2 separate regions of the Homo sapiens genome follow, and region 2 is linked to region 1. The links are chromatin loops, found by intact Hi-C in ENCODE. Cell type or tissue: ascending aorta. All regions are shown on one strand. Each heading gives the region's core, and the rest is flanking DNA. Links, peaks and the distances in the headings are about the cores only. Region 1 holds the start of LOC107987245 (a long non-coding RNA gene). Region 2 overlaps MYH10 (myosin heavy chain 10).

Evidence for each region. Peaks named below come from ENCODE experiments on the same cell type or tissue, not always from the same donor. Only the 100,000 strongest peaks of a DNase experiment are listed, where the experiment ranks them.
Region 2: a loop joins it to region 1, with 2.0 times the contacts of the local background. A loop is called at or near these places in 1 of 110 quality-filtered maps.

Annotation. Positions count from the first base shown.
Region 1 is chr17:8,477,605-8,482,980 of GRCh38, forward strand. It overlaps MYH10 (myosin heavy chain 10), which reads right to left. Exons shown (of 43, transcript NM_001256012.3): 38 at 3,718-3,806; 39 at 2,798-2,921; 40 at 2,506-2,714; 41 at 734-842. It overlaps LOC107987245 (a long non-coding RNA gene), which reads left to right and starts at 3,806. Exons shown (of 2, transcript XR_001752780.3): 1 at 3,806-4,584. In ascending aorta, for the core only: no CTCF peak of the experiment used is centred there; DNase peaks (open chromatin) are centred at 2,015, 2,207, 2,633 and 4,937; H3K27ac peaks cover 4,673 bases.
Region 2 is chr17:8,545,084-8,550,459 of GRCh38, forward strand. It overlaps MYH10 (myosin heavy chain 10), which reads right to left. Exons shown (of 43, transcript NM_001256012.3): 10 at 3,561-3,704; 11 at 3,230-3,325; 12 at 1,461-1,579; 13 at 365-517. Among named protein-coding and RNA genes, the nearest start is that of MYH10, 83 kb to the right of the region's middle. In ascending aorta, for the core only: no CTCF peak of the experiment used is centred there; no DNase peak of the experiment used is centred there; H3K27ac peaks cover 4,655 bases.

The DNA.
Region 1 (5,376 bases), core at 213-5,212:
CACCCTCAACTGTGCTCCGTGTTGCTAGGCCCCAAGGGTGGGGGTGGGAAGGGAAGGCCAGGTTGCCTGACTGAATGAATGAAGTTGGGGAGGGTTCGGGCCAAAGGCAGTGAAATCCTCAGATCCATCCACCTTTCTGGCCAGTGTCTGCAGTGTGAAGTCTCACCAGGCAGAGGGCAGGGAGCGGGAGGGAGGGTATAGCTGCCCACGCTGCAATCAGGGCAGGCCTGACCCACAGTTCAAAGTCCTGCGGAACATTCCCTGTGTACTTAGAAAAGGGGGCCTGGATGCAGACGCTGAAGCTCACTCGGGTGCAGCGTGCAGTACCTTTGTCTTCCCTTCACTTTCTATTCAGTATCTCCTGTGCCCACCCTACACCCAGCCAGTATCTCATGACTGCCAGCAATATCCAGAAACTATACTAGGCATTAGGGAGATAACAGGGAGCAAAACAGGCAGAAATCCCTGTACTCACGAAGCACACATTCTAGTGGAGGAAGCAGGAGCTTTACAGTTCAGTCCAGGCCTCACTGAACTTGCTTCCTGACCTGCTCTCCCCGCCCTCCTGTGTCTCGGGTACTGGGAGTGCCCACCAGGAACATGGAACAGCCCACGTTAGCTGAAACATCAGAATCGGGAGGGCCCTGAATTCCACTGGTCAGTTGTGCCACCAGCTCATTCTCCACCAGTTCCTTTGCTCACGCGCTTCCCAGGGAGGCACTTCCTCGCGTACCTGCTCTTTATACTGGTCCGCGTGTCGACGCTCATCCTCAACCTGCATGAAGATTTCTTTCAGCTTCTTCTCAGTGCGACGGACTAATTTGTTGGCGGCTGCTCGTTCCCTGTGAAAGTGGTCACAGTAGTTTTGAAATTCTTGAAATGGTATTTTGTGTGGGAAAAAATATTTTTTAAAGCCCCTTTTCTTTGGGAAGATGACACATGGTGGAGGCATTATGGACCTCTCTGTCCAGAATTCATGACTAATGTGCTGAAACCTTTCCTTCTGGTCAAAATCAGAATTGCCTTTAATGTATTCCTCAATAGTGACAGGTAGAATAAGTGCATTATTCCTGCACGTGTAGGTGTTAATTACTGTACACAGGTATTCATCATTGTACTCAGTTATCTTACTTTGTTTGTTTTTGAGATGCAGTCTTGCTCTGTCGCCCAGGCTGGGGTGCAGTGGCGCCATCTCTGCTCGCTGCAACCTCCGCCTCCTGGGTTCAAGCAATTCTCCTGCCTCAGCCTCCTGAGTAGCTGGGATTACAAGGCATGCACCACCACGCTGGGCTAATTTGTGTATTTTTAGCAGAGACGGGGTTTTACTACGTTGGCCAGGCTGGTCTCGAACTCCTCACCTCAGGTGATCTGCCCGCCCTGGCCTCCCAAAGTGCTGGGATTACAGCCGTGAGCCAGCGCACCCGGCCTGTACACAGTGATCTAAAGAGCAAATGTTACATACAATCTACCTGTCAGTTATACTGAACATAGACTTTTGAAGACACCATCCTTAGTTTAATCACCTAAACTTTTAGCCTGAGAAACAACCCAATTTATTAAGTGATTGTTTCACTTGATAATTTACTAATTACCTATTGTGATGTAGAGGGCTTTGGCAGCTCACATTGAAAAAAAACCCAAAAACAAACCCCCTACACTCCCTCTTTGGTTAGAGGTGAAACAAATCCATGTTTCCAGATGCATCTACGTCGTCCCATATGAAGGAGAGGTAACTTATTTGGAGGACTCCATGGAAGACAGAAAAAGTTATTTTGTTGCTTAACAAATATTATGCAAAAGTAGATAGAGACAGTCAGCTGAAAGGGTGTTTATGTTAATTCCAACTAGAAACAAACCCTTAATTGTTTGCTTCAGCCCACTGGAGTCCAAAGAATGGAGTGGGAAGTCCTGGCACGAGAGGCTGGGGAGGATGCAGGGTTCTGGCCGCGAGCCCTGCATTTCTGGGCTCCAAGCTCCCCAGCAAGAGGGTGAATCTGAAGGTCTGCCCTGGCTCTGGGCGCTATGACCTAATAGCTTTGTAATATGCCTGCCAGCAGCTGTACTGTACAATTTCTCATCAATTTCAGAATGCTTTAATACAACAATATGAAAGCTGTTAAGCAATCCCTTCTATGGGGAGAAGAAAGGCTCTGATTTGTGTCATACTGCATTTGTTCTCTGGCAGCAAATTAGCATTTCATGGGCTGCCACACGCTTGGGAAATCGACTTTGGGTAGGAGATGCAAACTCAGGGTGCCTAGGAAATCACGGGGCGCCGTCCTAAAGCCCAGCCTTCCCTGACTGTTCACGGATGCCGTCTGTCCTCCCAGGCTCTGAATGCTCACAGCTCTTCTCTCACAGCTCACACCAACTTCTGTGTCCCACTCTGGTTATATGTGTTCTCTGCCCACGTGGTGGGGAGCCCCCCCGAAAGGGGCATGCCTGTTTTGTCTCTGACTGAGCCTAGTTGGTAAGTTTTGGTTTACGGTAGCAAAAACCTCTTACTTGGCTTCCTGCTCAAGCTGCTCCTCCAGCTGCCCAATCTTGGCCTCCAGGGCTGAGATGGTGGCCTTGAACTTAGACTTGACAGCACCCTCGAGTTCCTGCAGCTTGGCCTTCAGCTCCTTGTTCTGCCGCTCCAGTTGCTGGCGTGCATTGTCACTCTTCTGGGCGGCGCTGCGCTCGGCTGCTAGCTCGGCGTTCAGTGTGTCCACCTAGAGAGGAGAGAGGAGTTTAGTCACTTGTGCCTGAGGGGTGGCACAGCCCTCCCTGGGTGACGGGCTCCTGCATGGGCCACCTGTAGAGTGGTCTTGCGGAAGCGGTCGTTGAGCAGCTCCATGTTGCTCTGCTCCTCTTCCAGCTCCTCCTCCAGCTGTGCGATCCGAGCTTCCAGACGCCGCTTCTCATCCAGCAGCGCGGACCTGGCGGGGAGAGGAGGAGGGGACGGTTCAATCCCAGCTCAGCACAGCACAGGAGCCTCAGGGAAGGCTCCTCCACCCACCCTGTTGCTGGAAACCTGAGCAGCCATCCTGAATTTTCTCTTTCCCCTGCACTCATCCCCAAATCCATCAGTAGGTCCCACTGATGACACTTCCAAACACCCTCCCCCGCTGCCACCACCCAGATGCAGGCCTGTCATCTCTCACCTGGACTGCTGGGTGGCCTCCCGCTGCCCTGCCTGCCTCTCTCCAGCTGTTCTCCACAGACAACAGCCAGAGTCGCTTTCAAAACGCAAGCACGACCCCAGCCTCCCCACCGCTGAAACTCTTCAGTGGTTTCCAATGCACTGAGAATCAAATTCTAACTACTCATGATGGCATGCTCAAAAAGGCGCATGATGGACGTTCAGTTCAGTAATGACTTTTAACGAAAAAATGAATTCAGAGAAAGGTCCTATCTGAGGAACCTGCTTGCCAAAGCTAGCTGGAAAGTGAAGGCCTGCAGTGCCCGTTGGCGCACCCCACGGCTCCCCCCTGCGGTGTGCAGGGCTCAGCAGGACTGGCACGGGTGCAGTGCCCGTTAGTGCACACCACGGCTCCCACCTGCGGTGTGCAGGGCTCGGCAGGACTGGCACGGGGTACCATGGCTGAGGCAGCCCAGGCCCAGCGAGGGAGGAGCAAACCACCCGCTGATGCCAGGTGTGTGGACACCTCCAGCCTTCTCAGCAGTGCGCGTGCCTGAGGGCGAAGAACCCACCCCCGGCCGTGGGAGACTCACTTGCCAGAGGCGCTGTTGGTGATCTCGTCCGCCAGCTCATCTCTCTCCTGCTCGGCGTGTCGGCGGGCTCGCTCAGATGAGGCAAGTTCCTAAGCAGTGGAGACTGCGTTAAGCTCTGGCTGTGAATAGTTTCCTCACCTGTGGAATCTGACAGTGCCTGGAGCTACAGCGACCTTGCTCCTGTCACTGTTTACCTGCACCTCAAGCTGTCATTTAGATTTGAGAAATTAAACTGTCAAGAAAATCTGCTCGGTGCAGGCCAGCCAGGTGGTGTGTGGTGTCAGCATCTGACACAGATGTCCAGAGGAAAGTCTTCATTGCCATAAGGGCTTTGCTGTCACCTCCAACGTAAGAGGTGGCTATGTTCCTGCCCTTCTTGGAAAGCTGGTGCTTCTTAATATAAACTGAGCATGAACTTTATATAAACCCTGAACCCTAAGAAACATGAGCTATACCAACTGATGGCCCTGAAGTATCTTTCACATAAACAGTTTGAGATCAAGGACGCTGGCTGCACAGACCAGTGCGGATCCAGGCAGCTGTGCCGCAACAAGGATCAATGCTCCCATGGAGAGGAGGCAGGTGGGGGCCTCCGCAGGGGCTCAAGTGTTTGCAGAGCTGGGCCTCTAAGGTGGGCAAGGCCTCTTTCTTGAAGGGGACTGTGGCTCCACAGGGGGCTCTCAGAGGACTGGACAATGGGGACAGCCCTGTGCCTGCCAGCCCACGGGAGGAACTGCCTGATGGCTGCTTTTCCACAAACTTCTTTGGAAGGATGATTTGCCATGGAAAGGAGTCAAGGGTGCATTTATCTTATAAATGAGGAAACTGAGGCCCACCTGGATGAAGATACTGGCCCAAAGTCCCAAGGTTAGTCAGCAGCAAAAAGTCAGGGTTCCTACTCCCTGTCCAGGGCTCTTCCCACCAGCTGCCCCTTCCAAAAGATGCCACATTTGGCAAGAGCACACCTTGAAGGTGTCTTAGGAGCAGGGCTGCACGGGAGCTCCTCTGTCTGCTCCAGCACGTGCACCTGCCTTACATGAGTGTAGGCTGAAGGTCCTCTGACAGGCCTGGGTTCTAGCACATCCTGGCACACAGGGCAGGGTGGGAGTCAGGAAGGAAAGAGAGGCAGCTGACGGAATGTTCCAGGCCTGATCCCAGGGCCACTGACTCCAGACAGCTCTACCATCTGGCCTCTGGTGTTTTGTCTTCTTGGGCCTATGAAACACTCACTGTCCACTGGCTTGGGGGTGGGGCTCTAGGCAGACTGAGGGACCCACGGGAGAAAGGAAGGGACCCCGGGGCCTCTAAGCCAGATGAACGGAGGTGTTTGAGGGAAGGAAAAGTGTCAGAAATAGGGGGAAGGGCAGGGCCAGCTTTCCAGCTCAGTCTCTTCTCCCTAATGCAGTGTGAGTCAGGCCTTGCCTGAGAGTCTGAAAGAAACACTTTCAGAAAAAACAGTGTGGTACAGAGAATGCCTCTTGGACACTTGGGTAATGGCCCAGGAGCGCTCTCTAGGAGGCAGGCTCCAACAGCCACATCGCCTTTGGGGAAATGAGCATTTGGGGATCTCACCAATCAACTCCATGATGGATACATAGAGCTTACACATCTACTTCATTGATGAACATGCATCATTTTTAAGTACCCACGGAACACTTA
Region 2 (5,376 bases), core at 242-5,241, 68 kb after region 1:
TTAGAACATTTGTTAAGTTCTGTCCCATACAGGACCACTGGAATTACTCTCATTATGCCGGGAAACTGACCGAGGCTGGCAGCTTCTCATCCTTCAAGTAAGCCTAACTGTTGCCAATGCAGAAGCAACCTTCCCTGAACAGCTATCTCAAGCTGGCCTCCCAGTTCTATCACAGCACCCTTTCAGTGCATTCTCACAGACCTGCGGATTCACTGATTATTTGCCATTTATTGTTTGGCTCTACTAGAATGGCAGGGACTGTATCCCTGGTGCCTCGTATGTACTGGGCACACAGTAAGCCTTCATATTTGTTAAAAGAACAAACAAAAAGAAGGACGAGCTAGAGGAAGAGGGGGAAGAATACCTCAAAAATTTCAAATCCAGCAATATCCAGGATTCCAATGAAAGATGCTCCCTGACGTTTGGTCCTATCCAGAGCTTTATTGATGCGATGAACGAGCCAGCGAAAGAGCCGCTCATAGGTAGCTTTTGCCAATGCTTCTACTGCAAAATCTGCCTGTAATTAAATCACAACAACCTTTTATTCTGGAAACAATCTCAACAAAGCATAAATAGCTGTTTTACGGAATTTAATGTTATACAGCACTCAAAAAACCTGAGATGGCATTCACTGCTTAATCATGTCTCAATTTTACACATCAATAGAAGGCAATATTAGAAGAATTAAATGAACACAGGGAATAACGAATTTGGGGGATGGGTAAAGACGCCTAATAAAAATAAGCTCCTCCCCATGCGCCTGGGTCCTGGGTAGCACTGTCCGCCTGGATTCAGCTCAGTTAAGCTGGTACTTTCTCTCTGCTGTACCACCCAGCACAAGGACAAGGCGGCAGGGGCCCTTGTGTTGGTCTGGTTCCCGAAGTATGCAGATTTGTCTACTGGATTATCTATCTACCTGGGGAAAACTAGAGATTATAATTTGACATTTACTTTTTTTAAAAAATCACCTTTAAAAAAATTTTTTTTTTTTTTGATACGGAGTCTCGTTCTGTTGCCTGGGCTGGAGTGCCGTGGTGCAATCTCAGCTCACTACAACCTCCGCCTCCTGGGTTCAAGCAATTCTCCCGTCTCAGCCTCTTGAGTAGCTGGGACTACAGGCGCATGCCATCACGCCCGGCTAATTTTTGTATTTTTAGTAGAGATGGGGTTTCACCATACTGGTCAGGCTGGTCTCAAACTCCTGACCTCAGGTGATCTGCCCACCTCAGCCTCCCAAAGTGCTGGGATTACAGGTGTGAGCCACCGGCCCCGGCCCCTTTTAAATTTTTTCGAAAACGAAAAAGTAAATATACTTAAAAAAAAAAAACTCATTTAGTACCTAAAAACACCCATGTAAGACAGTTTATATTGATTCAGTTTGTTACATGTCAATCAGAAGGCCAAATGGCCATGGCTTATCATTCAAACAAATCAGTAATAACAATGAACATGAAACCTACCTGTTCTTTGGTCTGGGCTTTTTGCACATAGTCTCGGCCGACCTTGATCCGGGGAGTCAGGATGGCCCGAGTAAACTCCATCACATTCATCCCAAGAAGATGGCAGAGCTTCTGCGCAACTGAAGTGTAAAAAGTCTCCTAAATCCTACATTTTTTACTTACAATCTACTCACAATATATTCAATAAACACTGGAAAAACCTTAGTAACAATTAAATTGTATTAAGAAATAAATAAAAGTCTTAAAATCAGACAAGTTTTAGGTCTAATGAAAAATACCTTCCATCTTTTCAAATTAATACACACTCATTTTTAGGCTACAAGAGATGGCTAGTCAGCATTTGACTGCCTTGCCTATTTATTCATTTTTTTAGAGGCAGGTTCTCACTATGTTGGCCAGGATGGAGTGTAGTGGCTATTCACAGGCATGATCTCACTACTGATCAGCACGGGAGTTTTGACCTGCTCCATTTTCAACTTGGGCTGGTTCACTCCTCCCTAGGCAACCTAGTGGTCCCCTACTGCTGGGAGGCTACCATATACTGATGCTGAACATAGTGTAGACAACCGACGGGCATAGCACGACAGCCTAGAACTCCTGGGCTCAAGCCATCCTCCTGCTTCAGCCTCCCGAGTAGCTGGGACTACATGGCCACTATGCCCAGCCTCCTTACCTTTACAAGAGTGACCTGATCCTCCTCTATTTATGGGTCATTAAAAAATTTCAAAGCCAAGCTATACTAATATATGCCTTACTCTGCATTTTAGATGGCTCCATTTTAAGTCTATTTAACCATGGAAAAGCCATACGGAGGATGGAGGCCCAACCGCCAATCAAACTACTTTGACTGAATGACAGATGAATGGTCCTGGAAATCAACAGCCCTAATAGGAGGTGCCACAGCTTGGCCAGAAAATGGTGACCAAGAAGCAGCAGGAGAGGCAGGCCCCTTAGAAGAGCCACACAGAATTAAATTGTTATCAAGCCTCAAATTGGTTATAAAAAACGATTATTTCAAGGGCAGATAATGTGACTTTATGTCAGCCTTCACCCGCCACAGTGGACTGCGGATGCCTCCATGAGGCAAGATAACTAACTTGTTAGAATAATCAAGCAGTCAAGGCAATATAGAGATTCCTCACTTTTTCTCTCCAGACCATCTGAAGCAAACTGATATATATATAATATATATGTATATTATATATACATATATTTAATAAATATATACTTTATATCCATATTATATTTATATATTTATATTAAATATATATTTAATAATATATTATATATATATATTTGGGTCACAAACTTTTGTTCCTGACCAATGCAAATTTAAAACCATTTTCGACATTTAAAAATGGGAATATTTCCTATTAAGATCTAGATTTCCATTTTTCTTTGAAAAGTCACTTATATTTGGCAATACTGGGCCTGTAATCCTGGCAAGGTGCACACTGGCTGGAACTCGGCAGCTGCACCACCCTCTCAGGTAAGTGTGTGACCTCCTGCGGCTGAGTTCTCCTCCCTCAATTCCCAAGGCCTCCTGCATGCTAAGGCAGAGACCACTGCTCCTTTTCATCCTACACCCTGTCCCCTGTCCTCATTTATAGAATCAGAGGAACCCTCGTGTAAATACACGATGTTGTCACTCTACTCAAGGGTCCCTTCAGAAATGCTTCAGAGGTGCTTTTACGCTTGCACTGTAACACCTTCTTAGAGAGCACAACAAGCCATCGAAACAGAAATAAAGTCAGTATTCATCAGTTTACCTGTATTTTCTGGCATGGAAGCTTGATCAGTATTTCTCTCCTTTTTGAAAGAAATATTTCCAAACTGTAGCACTGAAGATACTACTTTAAGCATTGCTTCATATTGATAAAAAGAAAAAAAAAATTAATATTGCCTCAAAATGTAGCGGAGACATATTCTCATTTATTTTGTGCTAAAAATTAGCTATACAAAACTTTTCAGTAAGACATGTCTTTTCAGGATTTCATACAATTCATTAGTTTCCCAGTCATTTTCTAGTTTAGGTGATTTACCCCAGATGTATAAGTCTTAGGAAAGTGAGTACCAGAATCTTAGAGAAATCACACATACACAGAATCTCTTCATGGGAGAAGCCCATTATGTGCATTGCTTCCATGGTCTCCTGGAAATTATCTTTGTCTTGCTGTCCCGGAATAGGAATATAGCCATTGGAGAGAAACCTGTAGTTATTAAATCCTTCAAGAAGCAAATCAGCTAAAAGGAAATATAATGGAAGAAAATTTGATAAATACTCATGAAGACAACTAAGCCATAACTGCATTCAAACTGTGCCAGTGTCACAGGAGAGCAGTGGTCACCATGCAACCCATTGCCAGCAAAATGTTTTTTTTCTTTATATATTCATGTAAATACACAAACATACATTTTTTTAATTATCTGTACCAACAAAGGAAAATGATGATGTTAACAACGCAAAAACCTTAACAGGAGTTTTGGGGATGGCAGTTTGTACAATATTCTGTTTGAAATTGGTTATCTGCGAAATGATGTCAATTGTCCAGATGACAAAACTCTATTGTTTTCAGATTTAAATATTTTAGCCCTCTTTTTTGAAGGAAAGCTTTTAAACTCATATTCTATATTCCTATCTTAGCAAGTAGTTTGCAGCAAACACTATGAAGTGAATATGAAAACTACCATGGACATAAGCTAAAGATACAGTGATGTGGACCAAGCACGTCCCGAGCCCAGCAAAGGCCCTGAAACACTTTCTCCAAGCCAGCTTGCTTGGTGGTTAAGTTGCCTTTAGAATGATGATGTGATGTGGCGCAGCAGACTATTGTAACAGGTACCCGCACTGACTACTGTACCGTAGGAGACATGAATTAAAGAGAACTTACTCTTTTGACAAATGCATTCTTGAGAGCCAAAGAATATTTCTCAGGAGTGCTCAAAATAGCAGGGCTATTTATCGTTATAACAGATATGCAAATATGCTCCCAGCTTTCTTTGTGACTGGCTCTCTTGCTCTCCTGCAGAGAATTTCTGCAGGTCACCCTGTCCCGTTATTCTTGTCTACATCACATTTAACTTCTACAGGGTACTGCCTGCTGCTTTCTTTTTCTATTTCTTTCAACACTTTGATCATTTTAAAGAATTTACTCGCTCTCCCTCTCCCTCTCCCTCTCTTTCCACGGTCTCCCTCTCATGCTGAGCCGAGGCTGGACTGTGCTGCTGCCATCTCGGCTCGCTGCAGCCTCCCTGCCTGATTCTCCTGACTCAGCCTGCCCAGTGCCTGCGATTGAAAGCTCGCGCCGCCACGCCTGACTGGTTTTGGTGGAGACGGGGTTTCGCTGTGTTGGCCAGGCCGGTCTCCAGCCCCTAACCGCAAGTGATCCGCCAGCCTCGGCCTCCCGAGGTGCCGGGATTGCAGACGGAGTCTCGTTCACTCAGTGCTCAATGGTGCCCAGGCTGGAGTGCAGTGGCGTGATCTCGGCTCGCTACAACCTCCACCTCCCAGCCGCCTGCCTTGGCCTCCCAAAGTGCCGAGATTGCAGCCTCTGCCCGGCCGCCACCCCGTCTGGGAAGTGAGGAGCGTCTCTGCCTGGCCGCCCATCATCTGGGATGTGAGGAGCCCCTCTGCCTGGCTGCCCAGTCTGGAAAGTGAGGAGCGTCTCCACCCGGCTGCCATCCCACCTAGGAAGTGAGGAACACCTCTTCCCGGCCGCCATCACATCTAGGAAGTGAGGAGCGTCTCTGCCCGGCCGCCCATCTTCTGAGATGTGGGGAGCGCCTCTGCCCCGCCGCCCCGTCTGGGATGTGAGGAGCACCTCTGCCCGGCCCCGACCCCGTCTGGGAGGTGAGGAGCATCTCTGCCCGGCCGCCCCGTCTGAGAAGTGAGGAGCCCCTCCGCCCGGCAGCCGCC